2 separate regions of the Homo sapiens genome follow, and region 2 is linked to region 1. Evidence: chromatin loops called from intact Hi-C (ENCODE). Cell type or tissue: mammary epithelial cell. All regions are shown on one strand. Links, peaks and the distances in the headings refer to the core of each region. The heading gives the core; the rest is flanking DNA. Region 1 overlaps LMX1B-DT (LMX1B divergent transcript). Region 2 has its middle 56 kb from the start of LMX1B-DT.

What was found. A loop is a pair of places that touch in the nucleus more often than their neighbours do. Peaks named below come from ENCODE experiments on the same cell type or tissue, not always from the same donor. Only the 100,000 strongest peaks of a DNase experiment are listed, where the experiment ranks them.
Region 2: a loop joins it to region 1, with 9 times the contacts of the local background. A loop is called at or near these places in 1 of 110 quality-filtered maps.

What each region holds. Positions count from the first base shown.
Region 1 is chr9:126,609,985-126,612,813 of GRCh38, forward strand. All of the region lies in intron 1 of LMX1B-DT (LMX1B divergent transcript), which reads right to left. Among named protein-coding and RNA genes, the nearest start is that of LMX1B-DT, 2.4 kb to the right of the region's middle. RefSeq lists an enhancer at 64-928 and a silencer at 1,650-1,719. In mammary epithelial cell, for the core only: a CTCF peak has its summit at 1,760 (motif pointing right); a DNase peak (open chromatin) is centred at 1,827; H3K4me3 peaks cover 992 bases; H3K27ac peaks cover 24 bases.
Region 2 is chr9:126,556,816-126,559,713 of GRCh38, forward strand. No RefSeq gene overlaps it. Among named protein-coding and RNA genes, the nearest start is that of LMX1B-DT, 56 kb to the right of the region's middle. RefSeq lists an enhancer at 71-647. In mammary epithelial cell, for the core only: a CTCF peak has its summit at 1,426 (motif pointing left); no DNase peak of the experiment used is centred there.

The DNA of each region.
Region 1 (2,829 bases), core at 330-2,829:
CTGGCTGGAAAGTTTCCAGCACTCAGTCTCTGGGTGTTCCCGCTCCACTTCCGGAGTCAGTGTGGTTCTCCCAGGACCCTAGACCCGGGGCCACCTCCCAGGAATATCAGCCCCCAACCTGGCCCACTGCTTGGGCGGCTCTGGTCCCCCCAATCTGGCCGCCTGTCAAGGATCTGAGGCTTGGCAGGGCTGATGGCGCCGGGACAGCGTGGGACGGCCCAGGCTCTCTGCAGCCCTGGTTCTCCGGGCAGAGTGGAATAGAGACACTCGCAGCTCCTGGTCCTTGCCTTCCCACTCCTCCGAACCCGGCCAGGACTGCACCCTGCGCTGCCCCAGATCCGTGCCTCCAGCTGGAATGGTAAACTGGGAGGGGGCAGTGTGGCTCTGGCTCTGGTCAGAAGCACAAAACAATCCAGACAGCCCGGAGCGGGATGGACAGGGCTGGGTGGGGTGGGGGAGGGCAGCTCATAGAGCCGTGCTCGAGGGAGGCGGGTAGCGCAGAGGAGAGGGTGCAAGGCCCTAAGAAGAGGAGCGGGGGGACTAGGGCGGGGCTCAATGGAGCTGGGGCGTCCGCAGACTGGAAGGAGCCGGGACCCCCGCTCCAGAGCCTCCCTTTCCATTCTCGCTTCTTCCAGTGATTCCGAGCCCCCGACTCAGTCTTTCCCCCAGGTAGAGAGAATCCGAGGCTGTTTCTGCCGCTGAAATCTGAGCGGGAGAGCATCCCGAAGCCGCCTGCGTGGAGCGAGCAGCCCCCGCGTCATGGGCCAGAGGCGCCCGGGAGAATCTGCGGGTCACGGATCACACCCGCAGGGGCCTGGCGGAGCAAGGTGCCGTTCGCCGCCTGCGGGCAGGAGCCGGCTCTGGGCCTCGGCCCCTGCTGTGCCGTCCAGTCGGCCGCTTCTTCGCTTCTTCGGCAAGGGAAGCGGTGGAGAGGCGCGGGAGCCCCGATTGTGCTGGAGAGATCTGGGACCCCTGCGCGTCTGCGTGCGAAGGACCCGAGACCGGCCAACTCAGCTGGGAGCACGGGACACGAGGAGTGAGGACAAAGGGCAAGGAACGGGGCCTATAGGGAGGGTGTGTGTGTGTGTGTGTGTGTGTGTGTGTGTGTGTGTGTGTGTGTGTGTGTGTGTGTGTGTAGGGGGAATGAATGGACAGCGGGGAAGGCATGCAGAGGGGCCCAAGGGGTGTGGACTCAGCAGCCCCACCCCAGACCAGAGAAGGCAGCCAGGCTCTGGCGTCCACCGAGCCAGCGCCCCTATCTGGGCGCGGGCCGCATGGCGGCAGACCACCCTATATCCGCCTTGGTGGCGTGGGATATGACTGGCAGGAGCGCGGAAGAGGCGCTGAGAATGCATGCGCACCCGGACAGACCAGACGCGGCACGGAGGGGGTACTTCCCACAAGTCCTCCTGCCTTGAGACCAGGCCTTCGAGTGGTCCGGGGAATGCGCCTCTGGGCACAGCCAGCGGCCCCAGATCGGCACTGGACGCCAACCCGAGTTAGAGAAGCCTGGGAGACTGGATCGCAGGGGCCCTCATTCAGCCAAGGAGGGGGAAAGGAGAGCTGTAGGGTAGGAGAGGCCAGGCACAGGGAAGGTGGGGAGGGGATGGAGCCTTGCGCCAGGAGTTGGGGGTGCAGGGCCTGTGACGAGAGAGTATTACCATGTGCACCCTGAAGGAGAGGGAGAGGGTCTGGGCCTGGAACGAGGACTCTCGCCTGCAGGCAGTCGCCCAGCCCCGGTTGCAGGGATGGACCGCGACCAGCAGAGGGCAGAAAGTGCCTGGTCCGCCCGCCGGCCCCGAGCCGCGCTCCGCGCCTCGGGACTCTGGCTCTGTGCGCCGAAGCCTTGCCCGCCCGGCTTCTCCCTGCAGCAGCCGCGCCCCCGCCCCAGATGCCCGGAGAAGGCGGCTCAGGCCCAGCCCAACTTCGCGGGTCCAGGCCTGGGGTTTCCAGGTCAAGCAAAGAGGGGACCGAGATGTGGGAGAGAAACTCCACATTGACTGTCCACTCTCCCCGACCTAGCCACACAAAGGCGCCTAGAAATACACGAAGGCACAAAGCCCCCCACCACACACAAACACACACACACACACACACGCTAGGAGACACGCGAGCACACAGAAGCATTCAGAACCCCGGAGATAAGCACAGATACGCAAAGCTGACAGAGACACCCATACAGAAAAGGATCGCAGACACAACACAGAGGCTGAGACACGCACAAAGACTTAGGCCCCCGCATGAAATGATGCGGACACACACCCCAGACACAGGCACGAAGGACCCACACATTCACATACACACGGGTGCAGGGGACTCAGACACAGATCCACAGATTCACCCCTGGGAGTCTGGAAGGTTGCAGGGACACACATACCGTGTGTGCAGAGCCAAGGAGCACACGGAGGCAAGAGCCGCAGAGGCGGGGGCCCGACACGCACAGACACACACAGATACCCACCGACACACACGCAGGTAGGGTAGGGCGGGAGCCTCTAATCCTCCACAAAGCCGGGCCCCTCCGCGGGGCCCCGCGGCGCAGGGGGCCACTTCTGACCAAGCCTCCCGCAGGTTCCAAATCCGATCCGCCCTTTCGCCTCCAGCGAGGTCAGGGGACCCGCCCCCCATGCCCTCCGCCCCCGCCCGGCTCCGCGCCGCTGCCTCGCTCCGGGAGGGGCCGGGGCCGCCCCGCAGCGGATCGCGGGGGGTCAGCCCGCCGCTACCCCGGGCCGCAACCGCCCCCCTGCTCCCCGGTGAGCCGCGCGTCGGTGGGGACCACGGGCCGCAGACAGCCGGTCCGACGCTGTGGCCTCTCGCACCGGACGCGGG
Region 2 (2,898 bases), core at 89-2,588, 53 kb before region 1:
TCTGGCTTCAGCTGGGACCTTCTCTCCCCTTAGGAGTGGTCCTGACCAGCTCTGACCCCAGGCTTGGCCAGGGAGTCCCCCCATGGAGCAGGGACCTGGGAATAGCGGCCCCCAAAGAAGGAGTCCTCCTCTGAGGCTCAAGTCCCGGCAGCCCTCATGTCTCTGCCGGCATCTGAGGCCCATGTGTGCGCTCTGCTGGCCAGGGGTTTGGCTTCCTTGTTTTATGACTCCCTAATCCTCACTTGGCAGAGAGGAAGTGGTGGGCCCGCCTGGCCGCGCAGAGAGTGACCAGAGGATCGGCAAAGGAAAGATTCATGGACCATCAGAAGGGCCCTTTGCCTCCGAGGCCGCCCCAGCCCTTCACGTGGAGATAAATCACAGGCAGCAGGGAAAGATAAAAGGTGCGGGGATGCAAGCCCTGTCTTACGAGAAGAAATGTGCGCAGGGGACGTTTCCCTGAACTCCTGCAGAGCTGGACTGCTGACGTCTCCACGGGCTTCCTAACTCGGACTGGAGGGGACTCGAGTCCACTCCTTGTCTTCTCCATCCCATTGACTTCACAAGGCCCATCCCTTCAGGCCCCTAGCATGGTACTGACCTTGAGATGACCCTGAGACCCATTCCTCACACTTCTTCCTCCGATCCAAAAGATCTGGCTTGGAGGGCATTGGACCTGTGTGGTCACACAGACCCTGGAACTCAGAAGGGTCCTGCCCCTGGCTTAATACTCTCCTGTCATTGTGTTGAAATTCTTAGTAATTCTGGAGCGGACATTCCCACACTTCATTTTGCTCTGGGTCCTGCCTGGCCAGGAGTGGCTTTGGGCATCTGGGTGCCCGTACATCCTCTCCAGCAGACGCCTACCAGGCACAGTTTGCACATCTCCGGCAATGAGGAGCTCACCTCCTCCTGGGCAGCCCCCCCAAGTCCACCATAGAGCAACAGAAGCTTGGAGGCCCTATCTCATGGTGGTGACAGGAATGGGTCCCAGGTCACCTTCCAGTCTTGGTGCCTCACTGGCTGTGTAACCTGGGGCATGTTATGGCGCCTCAGTTTCCGGTCTGCAGAATGAGGCTAATAATAGGGCTGTTGTGAGAATGAAACAATGTATTTGGCTTAATTTTGTGCTTAATCAATGATAGCTGTTTTTGTATTTTACTAGAAAAGGCTGCCTTCCAGCAGATTGGGATCCTTAGGCCTGGCCAGTGGTTAGGGGGAGAAGGTGCAAAAAGATGCATAACCACCACCACCACCCCCAACCACCACCCCCAACCCCCATTCCCCTCCCCCCCCCCCGCTCCCCCGCAACACACACAGCCAGAAGCTCCCCTTCTTTTGCCAACCTTGAAGGTCAAACCTGCGCACTTCACCTGGGCTCCACCGGTCAGGTGCCTTGTTCTCTGCTGCCATCTGCTGGCTGGTATGGGGCACTGCATCACAGCTGGCACCAGGCTTCATTTGTCCCCTTGGAAGAGGATCAAATAATTCTGCAAGTGTTTTCTGAGGACCTGCCTGGGCATTGAGGATTTGTCAGTAAACACAAAAGACAAAGTTCCTGCCCTCTTGGAGCTGACACTTCTGTGTGAGACATGGATAATAAGCAAGAAATCCAATCATGTGATTTCTGCTAGTAACAAGCAAAATTAAAAGAAGAAAAATTTCAGACAGTGGGGAATGGCACTGGTGGACGGTAGGATAGTTTGTTCTGGGGCAGGGTCAGGAGAGAACAGGCTGAATGGTGGTCAGGTGGGACAGGAGAGCTCTGCTATCCAGCCAGTCCCACCAGCCCGGCTGCCTGCCCCCCACTGCTGCAATCTCTGTGACAACTGTGGGCAACTCCCTCTGCTGACCAGGACCTCAGTTTCCTTATCTGGAACACAGGGAGAATCACAGCCACTTCTCGAATTAGTACTGTTGTTTGGATTTAAAGGGATCCTGGAGGGGGAAACGTTTTGTGAAGTGTATTGTTCTCGTGAATTATATGCTTCGTGTTGTTAGCTGATGCTTGCTATGCACTTAACAGTGCAGAAACTCTGTTAAGCCCTTCTGTGGGTTACCTCACTGAGTCCTTAGGGGCACTGTCCTTGGGGACAGAAGCCTGGCAGCAATGAGGACTGAGGGCCTTACCCTCCTCCAGGATAGCAGCCTGCCTTTCCACTCCCAGTCACCTCCATCCACTCTCCAGTCTTCACCTGGGATGAGACGGACCCATGAACAGGACAAGGAATGGATGAATGGACGAATGGATGAATAAATGGGTGAATGAGTAAACAGCAAAAAAAAAAAAAAAAAAAAAAGAAACCCTGTCTCTACTAAAAAAATACAGCCGAGCAGGTGGCTTACACCTGTAATCCCAGCACTTTGGGAGACCAAAGTGGCCAAATCACTTGAGGTCAGGAGTTCGAGACCAGCCTAGCCAACAAGATGGAACCCTGTCTCTACTAAAAAAATACAAAAAAATGTATTTTTTTAATGATAAGTTGTACTTTATTAAAATTTAAAACTTCTGCTCTGCAAAAGACACTGTTTAGGGAATGAAAAGACAAGCCAGACTTCAACAAAACATTTGCAAAACTTATATCTGAAAAAGTACTGGCATACAAAATACACAAAAAAAACTCTTAAAACTCAACACATGAGAAAACAAACAGCCCAATTTAAAAATGGGCAAAAGACCTGAACAGACACCTGACCAAATAAGGTATAGAGATGGTAAACAAGCATATGAAAAGAGGCTGAACCTACCTCATTAGGAAACTGCGACTAAAACAAGACACCACTACACATCTATCAGAATGGCCAAAATACACAACACTGACAACATCAAATGCTGGCGAGGATGCAGAGCATCAGAAACTCTCATTCATTGCTGGTGGGAATACAAAATTATACAGTCAC